Linked DNA regions of Homo sapiens: region 2 is linked to region 1. Evidence: chromatin loops called from intact Hi-C (ENCODE). Cell type or tissue: CD14-positive monocyte. All regions are shown on one strand. Links, peaks and the distances in the headings refer to the core of each region. The heading gives the core; the rest is flanking DNA. Region 1 overlaps DENND5A (DENN domain containing 5A). Region 2 has its middle 11 kb from the start of TMEM41B.

Region 1 (7,423 bases), core at 1,509-6,508:
GGTCAGGAGTTCAAGACCAGCCTGGCCAACACAGTGAAACTCCATCTTTACTAAAAATATAAAAATTAGCCAAGTGTGGTGGTGCATGCCTGTAATCCCAGCTACTCAGGAGGCTGAGGCAGGAGAATTGCTTGAACCCGGGAGGTGGAGGTTGTGGTGAGCTGAGATCGCGCCACTGCACTCTAGCCTGGGCGACAGAGCGAGACTCCATCACAAAAAATAAATAAATAAATAAAAATTTAAAAAATTAAATTAAAAAAAGATACAAGAGTCAAAAAACACATGACTACAGCAAATCTCAAATCTCTGAGTAACACTGAGAAAATAATTTCCCCCACCAAGCTGAGAAGAATTTAACTCCTCTGCCCGTATCAAAGATATCTACCCTTTCTATCATAAAGTATAAAATTAAGGCCTGGAAAATAAGATTGCACACTCAAAACAACAACTGCAATTATTTTGTATAATGTGCTGGTGATTCTTCTTCATATGTTGTTTAACACAGAACCCACATCAATGCAGTAAAATGCAATCTGATATCCTCTCAGTAGGTTCATAACCAACATTTTTACCCTAAACTTCTCCCTTCCCCCATATTTATTCCAGTGGCATAACTCTGTCCATTCTATCTTATGGCCCCTTAATCTATCTCTACTACCAACCCCCCAAGGTTAGGGTCCAATTACTATTACTTGGACTGCTGTTACCTGTCTCCTAACTTGTTAGCTATCTCCATACCACCCTCCTCCAAAATATTCTGCCCACAGCCTCCTTTACACATTTACACACCAAACTTTAGATCCTGCCATGTCCTCTACTTGAAATGCTCTTCTTATAGCTCCAGGGAGATGAAAGATTAAAAAAAAAAAAAAAAAGAAAAAGAAAAACAGCCAGGAGCAGTGACTCTGGCCTGTAATCCCAGCACTGAGGCGAGTGGATCACTTGAGCTCAGAAGTTTGAGACCATCCTGGGCAACATGAAGAAACCCTGTCTCTACCAAAAATACAAAAAAGACCAAAACAACAACAACAAACAATTAGCCAGGAATGGTGGCGTGTGCCTGTGGTCCCAGCTACTAGAGAGGCTGAGGTGGGAGGATCACCTGAGCCTTGGAGGCAGAGGTTGCAGTGAGCCAAGGTTACACCATTGCACTCCAACCTGGGTGACAGAGTAAGACCCCATTTCAAAATAAAATAAAAGCTCTTCTAACAATCCCATCATTCTCTAAGGCTTAAAGAGATGCTTGCTCCTCTTCCAAATCATCTTGTTTGATGATGACCCCAAGTAGAAGTAACCTCTGCTTTCTCTAATCAGTAATCAAACATTGGTTTGCTCCTCATATGGTCATTTCAAAAGCTTATTCTCTTGAAGTTATCTTTCTATCTGATTTTGCTCCCTTATATCAACTGGTATTCCCTGAGGACAAGACTAACCTCTTTTGTCACCTTTGTATTTCAAAGTGTTAACCTCAGTGATTTTTTTTTTTTTTGTCTTTAGCAAAGAATTCCTTGATACCTCAGTGATATGGTTTGGCTGTGACCCCATCCAAATCTCATCTTGAATTGTAGCTCCTACAATTCCCACATGTTGTGGGAGGGACCCAGTGGGAGGTAACTGAGTCACGGGGGTAGATCTTTCCTGAGCTGTTCTCGTGATAGTGCATAAGTCTCATGAGATCTGATGGTTTTATAAGGGGGAATTTCCCTGCACAAGCTCTCTCTTTGCCCACTGCCATCCACGTTAAGACGTGACTTGCTCCCTCCTTGCTGTCCACCATGATTGTGAAGCCTCCCCAGCCATGTGGAACTGTGAGTCCATTAAATCTTTCTTTTGTAAATTGCCCAGTCTTGTGTATGTCCTTTATCAGCAACATGAAAACAGACTAATACACTCAGTGATTCTGACCAAGAAAATGTGGTCAATAAACACTGCTGAAAATAGTAATGAGGAGGTTAGGTGGAAGACAGACTTTTAAAATAACACAAATAACCAAAATTTCTTATGCTACTCTCACAAAAAAAAAAATCCCAGTGCAACTGTATCCTATAAATCAGCAGTTGAAGATTCATAACCATATCTTACAATTTTAATTTATTCATTAAAAACATAGCAAAGGGAGAATATGTTATTTATTTTCCAATTCACTGAGCTGCCAGACACATGAAAACAGTATGCCTTCTTGGGTTCTCTCTGTGCAAGATGAAAATTACAGGGTCTTTTCTCAAAGATAAGTTACTGAAATAGGCTTCTGAAGTTAACACTCATTTTCACAACTTCTTTGCAACTAAGTAAGGCAGGGTCTACAACCTGAAGTTTATAACTAGAAACTTAAGAAGCAAGTTACAGTAGAGCTGAGAAACTCAGCTTACAAGCAATGAAGATTCAGGAGGTAAATTCAAGAATCTTGGGTTTCCAGGTACCTGATAATAATGTTCCTCTCCTTTAGTCTTTTAAAGAAGAAGAAGAAAAAAAAAGTCAAGATTATCTGTTTCAATTTAAGGTAAGAAACAGTAGGAAAAAAACTCTAACAAAATTAACTTCTTTCTGGGCTGGGCGCAGTAGCTCACACCTATAATCCCAGCACTTTGCGGGGATGAGGCAGGCGGATTACCTGAGGTCAGGTGTTTGAGACCAGCCTGGCCAACGTGGTGAAACCCCGTCTCTACTAAAAATACAGAAATTATCTGCGCGTTGAGGTGGTGCCTGTAATTCCAGCTACTCAAGAGGCTGAGGCAGGGGAATTGCTTGAACCCAGGAGATGGAGGCTGCAGTGAGCCGAGATCGCTCCACTGCACTCCAGCCTGGGCGATAAAAGCGAGACTCTGTCTCAAACAAAAAAAGAATTAAAAAAAATTAACTTTTTTCCTATATACACACGCACACACACACACACACACACACACACACACACAAAACTCACACCAATTTTTAAAGGATTTCTCCCAAGTTTCAGACTCTTAACTTCTGAGGTTCCTATTGAACTCCTCAGGGAGCATCATGCATGAGAAATTACAATCGGTTAGTAGCTAGCTGGAATTTGCAAAACATCCCACATTCTGATTTGTGATAACCCAGGCCCAGCATTAGATATCAGGAACTAGACCTATTATTAACCCTTCTTTATGGGGTGAGGTCATTGCTGAGACGTTTGAATCAGACCAGAGAACAGGAAATGAGAAAGAGAAGGAGTGCACAGCATGATAGCAAGGTCATCCTTATCATTCTTAAGGTATCTTACCTCCCTCTGGTCATTATCTAAACGCAGGTGTTCTGTGTGCTGCTTCTGCCGATCTTTCCGCCTCCACTGGGCAGGGGCATTCCTTTTCGTCCACCTAACACAATCAGAACCAAAGCAGGCAATTAATAATGTCTCACTTAAAAAGCAATGTCAACTAACAGGAGAAAACATGAATGACTACGAGTCAATGCTGGACACAGGAAATGACCTAGATGTCACCAGAGACAGCTCAGAGACCTTGAGGAAGAGCAGATTAAAGATGAGTGACTGGACATGAGAGAGACACCTCCTCATGGAACATGTCTCTCTTGAAACATCTACAAACACTTGACATATAGATCTAAAACTATATTCACTTAACTCTATCTGGGCTTTGATACAGTCATCTTCAAAAGTAACTAATGAGTAATTCTGCTAACTTACCTACTTTTCAGTTCAGGTTCTGATTATTTCAACTGCCATTTATTAAATACAATGCTAGCTTGCTGTTGAATGGGATCCAGGCATGAGATGATTTTAACCCATCTGCAGCTTTTTGCAGGTCCTAGACATATGGAGCTATCCCAATCTGCATAGTGGAGGCAGAACTGAAAGATATTCTGTCACATACTTTCTTGTTCAAATAAGCAAACCACCTAGATAGTCTGGGTCTTCTCCATATCTGCTTTAGAAAAGTACAAGGTCTTCTAGGGGTAACAGCCCTAGCCCAGATACTAGATGACCCTATTACAGCTAGGGAGTTGGATTAGTGAATCCCTGGGGTTGACTCACTTGTTGCTGGCTGGCCCAGTGGAAAGTACATCAGACTGCAGCTTAGGGAAGAAGCCCGGCTCATATTTCCCTTGTCCAATCTTCATGTCAAGTAAATGTGGGTGAATTGCAGTATGGTCAATTTTTGCCAGACGCAGCTCAATTGCTTTCTCTGGATGAGAATACACACACACACACACACACACACACACATAAATACACACACAAATAAATCAAGTCAAACATTCTTTAAGAATCTAGCTACTCTTCCATTTCCAGCCAAGATAGAGTAAAAGGGACTGATTTTCCTGCCTAATAGGAAAAAACCCATGCAAAATAATATAAAATGATAAACTTCAGAATACTGGACATCAGGCAATGAAGGGCAGGACCCTGAGAAACAGGTAACAAATGAGGTAACCCCTAGAACTATCCCAGCTAACTGCTTAGAGAAAGCTTCCAGGCTGTGGCACAGGGAGGGGAGTTCTAGGCAGAGACTGGTGGACTCCCTGAGTTAAGGAGACCAAGGTGGCTAGAGTTCATATGAACAGTACCAGAGAAGAGAGAGAATCCAGGGGATCTGCAGGGCATTCAGCAGGGTAATGGGTCAGTTCACGCAAGTAAAGAAACTACTCAAGGCTGGAGAAAGAATCACCGGAAAGGATTAGGAGAAACAATACAAAATGCTCACACAGGGCTGGGAATAATGCCTGTCCCCACCTGCCAGACTAGAAAACCTAATCACTCATGGGGCACTGAGTAAAGTACTCAGAGGGTCTTGCCTCAGTAGTAGATAATTAATCACAGCCTAAAGGATGCTCTGGTCCTGCCAGAGGAAAGCACAAAGAAATCAAATTATTTCTAAGTAACTTAACTACATCCCAGAACAAAGACTGAGAATATTTATAGGAATATGGAAGTGTCCAGGACTCAAATAGTAAAATTCACAGTGTCTGGCATCTAATCAAAGATTACCAGGGCCTGATAGCTTACGCCTGTAATCCCAGCACTCTGGGAGGCCAAAGTGAGGGTATCATTTAAGGCCAGGACTTCAAGACCAGCCTGGGCAACATAGTGAGACCTCATCTCTTCAAAAAAAAAAAAAAAATGAGCCAGACATGGTGGCATACACCTTTATTCCTAGCTATTCAGGAGGCCAAGGCCAGAAGATCACTTGAGCCCAGGAGTTTAAGGTTATGGTGAGCTATAATTACACTACCGCACTCCAGCCTGGGCAACAAAGCAGAACCTCTTAAAAACAAACAAACAAACAACATCAACAACAAAAAACTAGAAACATGGAACTCAAACTTCTGAAGATGAAAGCTGTAATATCTGAGATGAAAAATACACGGGCTGGGTTAAAAGCACACTCAACAATGCAGGAGAAAAAATAAGTGAGCTTGAAGCCATAGCAAGAGAAATGATCCCAAAGAAGCCACAGAGAGAGAGAAAAAACTGTTGCCATTAAAAGAGTATCAGCGGTTCTGGGATAACTACGCAATCCCAGATATTACATGTATGTGTAACTGCAGTCCCTAAGGTAGGGATGGGGAGAACAGAAAAATTACTAGAAGAAATACTGGCCAGAATTTTTACAAATTTGACGTAAACAAAAAATCCACAGATCTAAAAAGCACAATGAGCTGCAAGCACAAGAATCATGAAGGAAACTACACCAAGCCACATCATAATCAAATTGCTCAAAATCAGTGATAAAAAGAAAATCTTAAAATCTGGTAGAGAAAGTAGACATTTTGTATATAGAGAAGATCAAAATTAAGGATGACAGCAGATTTCTTATCAGAAAACAATGGAAGTGTAATATGGTTTGGCTCCATGTCCGCACCCAAATCTCAACTTGAACTGTAATAATCCCCATGTGTGGTGGGAGGGACCCAGTGGGAGGTAACTGAATCACAGGGGCGGTTTCCCTCATGCTATTCTCGCGATAGTGAGTGAGTTCTCATAGATGTGATGGTTTCATAAGCATCTGGCATTTGCCCTCCTGGTACTCATTCTCTCTCCTGCTGTGCTGTGAAGAGGTGCCTTCCACCATGCTTGTAAGTTTCTTGAGGCATTCCCAGCCATGCGGAACTGAGTCAATTAAACCTCTTTCCTTTACAAATTACCCAGTCTTGGGTATTTCTTCATAGCAGCATGAGAATAAACTAATTATAAAGTGAGAAGACAGAGGAGCGACATCTTTTTTTTATTTTTATTTTTTTGAGACAGGGTCTCATTCTGTCGCCCGGGCTAGAGTGCTGTGGTGTGATCTTGGCTCACTACAACCTCCACCTTCCGGGTTCAAGCAATTCTTGTGCCTCAGCCTCCTGAGTAGCTTGGACTACAAGCACGTACTATCATGCCTGGCTAATTTTTTTTTTTTTTTATATGTTTAGTAGCAACGGGGTTTCACCATGTTGGCCAGGCTGGTCTCAAACTCCTGACCTCAAGTGTTCTGCCCACCTCAGACTCCCAAAGTGCTGGGATTACAGGAGTGAGCCACCGCGCCTGGCCTGGAGCAACATCTTTAGAGTACTGAAAGGAAAAAGCTATTAACCTATACTCAGGGAAAATACCTTTCAAAGACAAAAGAATTACAAAAGCTGAAAGAATTCATCACCAGCAGATCTACACTACAAGAAATGTTAAAGGAAGTCCTTCTGGCAGTAGGAAAATAATGCCAGATGGAAGTATGGATCTACAGAAAAGAAAGAAGAGCACCAGAAATGCTAACTACACAGTTAATGTATTAGATTTTGTACTTATTATTCAAATCCCTTTAAAAGGTAATTGACTGTTTAAACAAAAATGACCATGTAGTGTTAGGTTTATGACATATGTAAAAGTAAAATAGATGACAATAGCACGTCGGCTAGGAAGAGAGAAATGGAAATAGAGTTTTGTGAAGTTCTTTTTGTTGTTGTTTAGAGACAGGGTCTCATCATGTGATCCAAGTTGGACTCAAACTCCTGGGCTCAGGCAACCCTCCCCCTTCAGCTTACCAAACAGCTGGGAGTATGGGTGCACATGACTGTGCCTGGCAGTTCTGTACAGTTCTTATACTATGTGGAAAGTGATATTGTATCACCTAAAAGTAGACTGTGATAAGTTAAATGTGTACTATAAATCCTAAAGCAACTGCTAAAATAACACAAGTTATAGCTAGTAAACCAACAAAGTAGATAAAATGAAATCATAAAAAAAATTGAAAGGCCGGGTGCAGTGGCTCACGCCTGTAATCCCAGCACTTTGGGAGGCCGAGGCGGGCGGATCACGAGGTCAGGAGATCAAGAGATCAAGACCACGGTGAAACCCCGTCTCTACTAAAAATACAAAAAATTAGCTGGGCTGCGCAGTGGCGAGCGCCTGTAGTCCCAGCTACTCGGGAGGCTGAGGCAGGAGAATGGCGTGAACCCGGAAGGCAGAAGT
Region 2 (7,423 bases), core at 1,202-6,201, 150 kb after region 1:
CTCTACTAAAAATAAAAAATTAGCTGGGTGTAGTGGTGCACGACTGTAATCCCAGCTACTCGGGAGGCTGAAGCAGGAGAATCGCTTGAACCTGGGAGGCAGAGATTGTGGTGAGCCCAGATCGCACCATTGCACTCCAGCCTGGGAAATAAGAGCTAAACTCCATCCAAAAAAAAAAAGAAAAAAGAAAAAGAAAAGAAAAAAAAGAGCCTATGACTCTTTCTTTCTTTTTTTTTTTTTTTTTTTGAGACAGAGTCTCACTCTGTCGCCGAGGCTGGAGTGCAGTGGGGCGATCTCAGCTCACTTGAACTTCCGGGTTCAAGCGATTCTCCCACCTCAGCCTCCCAGAGTAGCTGGGACTACAGGCGTGCGCCACCATGTCCACTGCTTTTGGTTATTTTATTATTATTATTTTTGAGGCAGAGTCTCGTTCTGTGGCCCAGGCTGGAGTATGTTGGCACCATCTTGGCTCACTGCAACCACTGCTTCCCGGTTTCAAGCAGTTCTCCCGTCTCAGCCTCCCAAGTAGCTGGGACTACAGACCCGTGCCACCACGCCTGGCTAATTTCTGTATTTTTAGTAGCGATGGGGTTTCACTATGTTGGCCAGGCTGGTCTCGAACTCCTGACCTCATGATCCGCCCGCCTCAGCCTCCCAAAGCGCTGGGATTACAGGCGTGAGCCACCACGCCCGGCCTCACCTATGACTCTTTCTAGGCAACATCTAGGTCATGACTTCAACAACCGCGTATTATACACAGATGACAAATGTTTATCTTAAATGCCAGAATGATATACATAGAACTTAATACACATTTACGCCAGGGTGTACCACGAACATCTCAAATTCAGCATATCCAAATCTGAAATGAATATATTACCTCTCAAACTTTATCCACTCCCTGTATTCACAGACGTTGCAGATGACACCACGAGCTCCCCTTTTGCTCAGGCAAATCTAAGAATTCTCATTTAACATTTGTTAAATTCAACTTGTGAAATGAATGAATGAATTCCTTCTTGTCCTTTGAGAAAAGAAAAACTTTTATCTGAGAAATGCAAGTCCTTTAAACTGTCAGGCCCAGAAAGACATTCAAATGAGACCCCAATCATGTCCTACTCCTCCCTTACAAGCTATGTATTCTTCTCCTGAAACTGCCTGCAATTGCCACAAGTAGCTATAAAGTAACCTAAAAATGATGCACTGGACACAAATAATCCGCACACTGTAGTTTAACAATGTATAGCCAATCACTAATCAATGTTATGTGTGTAAACCAATGAGAATTCCTGACAAACAATTTTGCATCAGACTGCTCCCTGTCCCCCTCTTTTACCTTAAACAAAACCCTACTTGTAACAAAGCCTGGATGGAGCTCATCTCCAAGGTTACTTGTGTCTGAGTCTTCTGGGCAGCTGTCCTCACTTGGGCTCAAGTAAACTCTTTATATTTTGTGCCTCAGCCTCTTCCTTTTAGGTCGACATATTCACACCCCCATCCATTCAAATGCCAGGTCCAGGCAGGTCTCCAACTCCTTACTCTTTATTTGTTTGTTTGTTTGTTTATTTACAGAGTCTCACTCTGTCCCCCAGGCTGGAGTGCAGTGGCATGATCTCGGCTCACTGCAACCTCTACCTCCCGGGTTCAAGCAATTCTCCTGCCTGCCTCAGCCTCCCAAGTAGCTGGGATTACAGGCGCCCGCCACCACGCCCGGCTAATTTTTTGTATTTTTAGTAGAGACGGGGTTTCACCAGTTGGCCAGGCTGATCTCAAACTCCTGACCTCAGGTGATCCACCCGCCTCAGCCTCCCAAAGTGCTGGAATTACAGGTGTGAGCCACAGTGCCCAGCCTCCTTACTCTTTCTTTATTTAGATATCATGATTTCTCTTCTTATTCACCTCTAATCAGTTTTCCATATTGTTGCTAGAGCGGTCTCCAAGAAATAATCTTGGGCCGGGTGCAGTGGCTCACACCTGTAATCCCAGCACTTTGGGAGGCCAAGGCGGGTGGATTGCCTGAAGTCAGGACTTCAAGACCAGACTGGCCAACAGGGTGAAACGCCATCTCTACAAAAATACAAAAATTAGCTGGTTGTGATGGCACATACCTGTAATCCCAGCTACTCAGGAGGCTGAGGCGGGAGAATTGCTTGAGCCCAGGAGGAGAAGGTTGCAGTGAGCCGAGATCATGCCACTGCACTCCAGCCTAGGCAACAGCAAGACTCTGTCTCAAAAAAGAAAATAATAATAATAATAATAATAATAATAATAATAATAATAATCTTGAAGCCCTTCATGATCTGACATAACCTCAAATGATCCAGCTGACTTTGAATCCAACATGAATGAACAAATGAATGAATGAGTGAAACAATTTTGAACCACATGTAGTAAGTACCCTGAACATGTCATACTCATTTGTGTTTCTGTGTCCTTGCAGGAGTTAACTCTTTGCCTTTAATGTCTTTTTTTTTTTTTGAGACAGAGTCTTGCACTGTCGCCCAGGCTGGAGTGCAGTGGTGCGATCTCAGCGCACTGCAAGCTCTGCCTCCCAGGTTCACACCATTCTCCTCCCTCAGCCTCCTGAGTAGCTGGGACTACAGGTGCCTGCCACCACGCCCAGCTAATTTTTTGTACTTTTAGTAGAGACGGGGTTTCACCGTGTTAGCCAGGATGGTCTCGATCTTCTAACCTCGTGATCTGCCCACCTCAGCCTCCGAAAGTGCTGGGATTACAGGTGTGAGCCACCGCACCCAGCCTGCCTTTAATGTTTTCTGCTTAGTGTTTCCTAAGATCAACTACTGCTTATCTTTGAAGAGTTGACTTAAGGTCAACTCTTGTCCTGATAGGTACATTCTCTCCTGGATTGCCACAACTCTTGTCCTGATAGGTACATTCTCTCCTGGATTGCCACTATTTTTGTAATTATCTAATTATATTTTAATGACTTCTTATCTGCCACCAAACTATAAGCGCCCTTTGGTGATTCAGGACAGTGCCTTTCTCAACATGTTTTTGTACAATGAAGGCCTTTGAAATACATGAAAGCTTTCCAAATGCCTATAAACACTACAGCATTAAATATGAGTCTGTTGCTCAGCAGAGATTAAAACAAAGTCTGATGTTGAAAACACTTACATGGCCAGGCCTGGTGGCTCATGCCTGTAATCCCAGCACTTTGGAAGGCCAAGGCGGGTGGATCATCTGTGGTCAGGAGTTCGAGACCAGCCTGGCCAACATGGTGAAACCCTGTCTCTACTAATAACACAAAAATTAGGCCGGGCACGGTGGCTCACGCCTGTAATCCCAGCATTTTAGGAGGCCGAGGCGGGCAGATCAGGAAGTCAAGAGATCGAGACCATCCTGGCCAACATGGTGAAACCATGTCTCTACTAAAAACACAAAAATTGGCCGGGCATGGTGGCTCATGCCTGTAATCCCAGCCCTTTGGGAGCCTGAGGCGGGCAGATCACCTGAGGTCAGGAGTTCGAGACCAGCTTGGTCAACATGGTGAAACCACGTCTCTACTAAAAATACAAAAATTGGCTGGGTGCAGTGGCTCACGCCTGTAATCCCAGCATTTGGGAGGCTGAGGCGGGCGGATCACCTGAGGTACAGAGTTCAGGACTAGCCTGGCCAACGTGGAGAAACCCTGTCTCTACTGAAAATACAAAAAAATTAGCCAGGTGTGGTAGTGGGTGCCTGTAGTCCCAGCTACTCGGGAGGCTGAGTTAGGAGAATCGCTTGAACCCGGGAGGTGGAGGTTGCAGTGAGCCGAGATCGCGTCACTGCACTCCAGCCTGGGCAACAGAGCGAGACTCTGTCTCAAAAAAAAAAATACAAAAATTAGCCGGGCATGGTGGTGCACACTACTCTGGAGGCTGAGGCAGAAGAATTGCTTAAACTCAGGAGGTGGAGGTTGCAGTGAGCTAAGATCTTGACACTGCACTCCAGCCTGGTGACAGAGCGAGACTCCCATCTCAAAAAAAAAAAAAGAATAAAATACCTAGGAATACAGCTAACCGGGGAGGGAGGTGAAAGATCTCTACAATGAGAATTACAAAACACTGCTGAAAGAAATTAGAAACAATACAAACAAATTGAAAAATCTTCCATGCTCATGATCATGGATAGGAAGAATCAATATTGTTAAAATGGCCAAACTGTCCAAGCAATTTACAGATTCAATACAGATTCAATGCTATCTCTATCAAACTACTATTGACATTTTTCTTTTTCTTTCTTTCTTTTTTTTTTTTTCGGTGGCGAGGGACATAATCTCACTCTGTCGTCCAGGCTGGAGTGCAGTGGCCCAACCTTAGCTCACTGCAACCTCTGCCTCTCAGGCTCAAGAGTTTCTCCTGCCTCAGCCTCCCGAGTAGCTAGGATTACAGGCACCTGCCACCGTGCCCGGCTAATTTTTGTATTTGTAGTAGAGACAAGGTTTCGCCAGGTTGGCCAGACTGGTCTTGAACTCCTGACCTTAAGTGATCCACCTGCCTCCCAAAGGAGGCTGAAGCCAACCGATCACTTAAGGTCAAGAGTTCAAAAATTCTAATTTTCACAGAATTAGAAATATACAGCCAGGCACGGTGGCTCATGCCTGTAATCCCAGCAATTTGGGAGGCCGAAGTGGGCAGATCGCTTGAGGTCAACAGTTCGAAACCAGCCTGGCCAACATGGTGAAACCCCATATCTACTAAAAATACAAAACAATTAGCCAGGCGTGGTAGTGGGTGCCTATAATCCCAGCTACTGGAGAGGCTGAGGCAGGAGAACTGCTTGAACCCAGGAGGTGGAGGTTGCAGTGAGCCGAGATTATGCCACTACACTCCAGCCTGGGGCAACACAGCGAGACTCCATCTCAAAAAAAAAAAAAAAAGACATTCTAAAATTCATTTGTAACCAAAAAAGAGCCCAAATAGCCAAAACAATCCAAAGCCAAAACAACTTCAAACCAAACTACAAGGTTACAGTAACCAAAACAGCATGGTACTGGTACCATAGACCAATGGAATAGATTAGACACGTAGACCAATGGAATAGATTAGAAAACCCAAAAATAAAGCCACACACATACAACCATCTGATCTTCAACAAAGCCAACAGTAACAAGCAATGGGGAAAGGACTCCCTATTCCATAAATGGCACTGATATAACTAGCTAGACACAGACAGAAGTTGAAAGTATACCCCCTCCTTACACCATATACAAAAATAAACTCAAGATAGATTAAAGACTGAAATGTAAAACCCCAAAACTATAAAAACTCAGAAGAAAACCTAGGAAATACCATTCTGGTTGTGGGCCCAGGCAAAGACTCCATGATGTCGACTCCAAAAGCAATTGCAACAAAAACAAAAATTGACAAGTAGGACCTAATTAAACTAAAGAGCTGCACAGAAAAATCAATTATCAACAGAGTAAACAGAGAAGCTACAAAATGGGAGAAACTATTTGCAAACTATGCTTCTGACAAAAGTGTAATATTCAGAATCAATAAGAAACTTAAATCAACAAGCAAAACCCAAGGAAACCCATTAAATAATGGACCAAGGTTAATTTGTGCAGTAGCAATAGAAAAAAAAGGAAAAAGATGGGCAAAGGAATTGAATAGACACTTCTCAGAAGAAGACATACATGTATGGCTAGGCACCGTGGCTCATGCCTGTAATCCCAGCACGGTGGGAGACAGAGGCAGGCAGATCTCACCTGAGGTCAGGAGTTCCAGACCAGCCTGGTCAACATGGCTAATCCCCAACTCTACTAAAAATACAAATATTAGCCAGATGTGGTGGCACACACCTGTAATCCCAGCTACTCAGGAGTCTGAGGCAAGAGAATCACTTGAACCTGGCAGTCAGAGGTTGCAGTGAGCCAAGATCGTGCCACTGCACTCCAGACTGGGTGACAAAGGAAGACTTCGTCTCAAAACAAAAACAAAAACAAAACAAATTCCAGGCCAGGTGCAGTGACTCACGCCTGTAATCTCAGCAATTTGGGAGGCCGAGGTGGGTGGATCATCCGAGGTCGGGAGTTTAAGACCAGGCTGGCCAATATGTTGAAACCCCGTTTCTACTAAAAATACAAAAAAAAGGCCAGGCACTGTGGCTCACACCTGTAATCCCAGCACTTTGGGAGGCAGAGGCAGGCGGATCATGAGGTCAGGAGATCGAGACCATCCTGGCTAACACAGTGAAACCCCATCTTACTAAAAATACAAAACAAAATTAGTTGGGCATGGTGGCGGGCGCCTGTAGTCCCGGCTACTCAGGAGGCTGAGGTAGGAGAATGGCATGAACCCAGGAGGCGGAGCTTGCAGTGAGCTGAGATTGTGCCACTGCACTCCAGCCTGGGCAACACTGCAAGACTCCGTCTCAAAAAAAAAAAAAAAAAAAAAAGCTGGGCATCATGGTGCATGCCTATAATCCCAGCTACTTGGTAGGCTAAGGCGGGCGAATCACTTGAACCCAGGAAGCAGAGATTGTGGTGAGACAAGATCGGTCCACTGCACTCCAGCCTGGGCAACAGGGTGAGACTCCGTCTCGAAAAAAAAAAAAAAAAAAAAATCCTAGCTAGATTGTTTGCAGAATTTGACAAGCTGATCCTAAAATTCATATGAAATCCAGGGGACCCCCAATAGCCAAAGCAATCTTTTTTTTTTTTTTTTTTGAGATGGAGGTTCGCTCTTGTCGCCCAGGCTGGAGTGCAATGGCGTGATCTCGGTTCACTGTAACCTCCGCCTCCTGGGTTCATACAATTCTCCTGCCTCAGCCTCCTGAGTAGCTGGGATTACAGGTGCCTGCCATCGCGCCCAACTAATTTTTGCATTTTTAGTAAAGATGGGGCTCACCAGGTTGTAAAGGCTGGTCTCGAACCCCTGACCTCAGGTGATCCACCCACCATGGCCTCCTAAAGTGCTGGGATTACAGGCGTGAGCTGCCACGCCCCGCCTATATTGTATTTTCTGAAGTTTTTGCAATTGGTTTGTGTTACCTTAATAATTAGAATAAAGCAATTAAAGCAAAAAGATTTTAAATGCTTGTAATGTTAGTGGGCATACAATTTTTGCTATGCTTCTTTAATTTAATATCATGTGGGCACAGTGGCTCACGCCTGTAATCCCAGCACTTTGGGAGGCCAAGGTGGGTGGATCAGGAGGTCAGGAGTTTGAGACTAGCCTGACAGATATGGTGAAACCCCATCTCTACTAAAAATACAAAAAAATTAGTCGGATGTGGTGACGTGCACCTGTAATCCCAGCAACTCAGGAGGCTGAGACAGGAGAATTGCTTGAAACTGGGAGGCGGAGGTTGCAGTGAGCCGAGATCGTGCCACTGCACTCCAGCCTGGGCGACAGAGCAGACTCCATCTCAAAAAATATATATATGTATATGTATATATATAATAATAATTTAATAT

What was found. A loop is a pair of places that touch in the nucleus more often than their neighbours do. Peaks named below come from ENCODE experiments on the same cell type or tissue, not always from the same donor. Only the 100,000 strongest peaks of a DNase experiment are listed, where the experiment ranks them.
Region 2: a loop joins it to region 1, with 2.1 times the contacts of the local background. A loop is called at or near these places in 3 of 110 quality-filtered maps.

Annotation. Positions count from the first base shown.
Region 1 is chr11:9,166,618-9,174,040 of GRCh38, forward strand. DENND5A (DENN domain containing 5A) reads right to left here. Exons shown (of 23, transcript NM_015213.4): 9 at 4,010-4,160; 10 at 3,239-3,332. Among named protein-coding and RNA genes, the nearest start is that of SCUBE2, 79 kb to the left of the region's middle. RefSeq lists an enhancer at 2,529-3,728. In CD14-positive monocyte, for the core only: no CTCF peak of the experiment used is centred there; a DNase peak (open chromatin) is centred at 3,464; H3K27ac peaks cover 2,188 bases.
Region 2 is chr11:9,321,459-9,328,881 of GRCh38, forward strand. No RefSeq gene overlaps it. Among named protein-coding and RNA genes, the nearest start is that of TMEM41B, 11 kb to the left of the region's middle. In CD14-positive monocyte, for the core only: no CTCF peak of the experiment used is centred there; no DNase peak of the experiment used is centred there.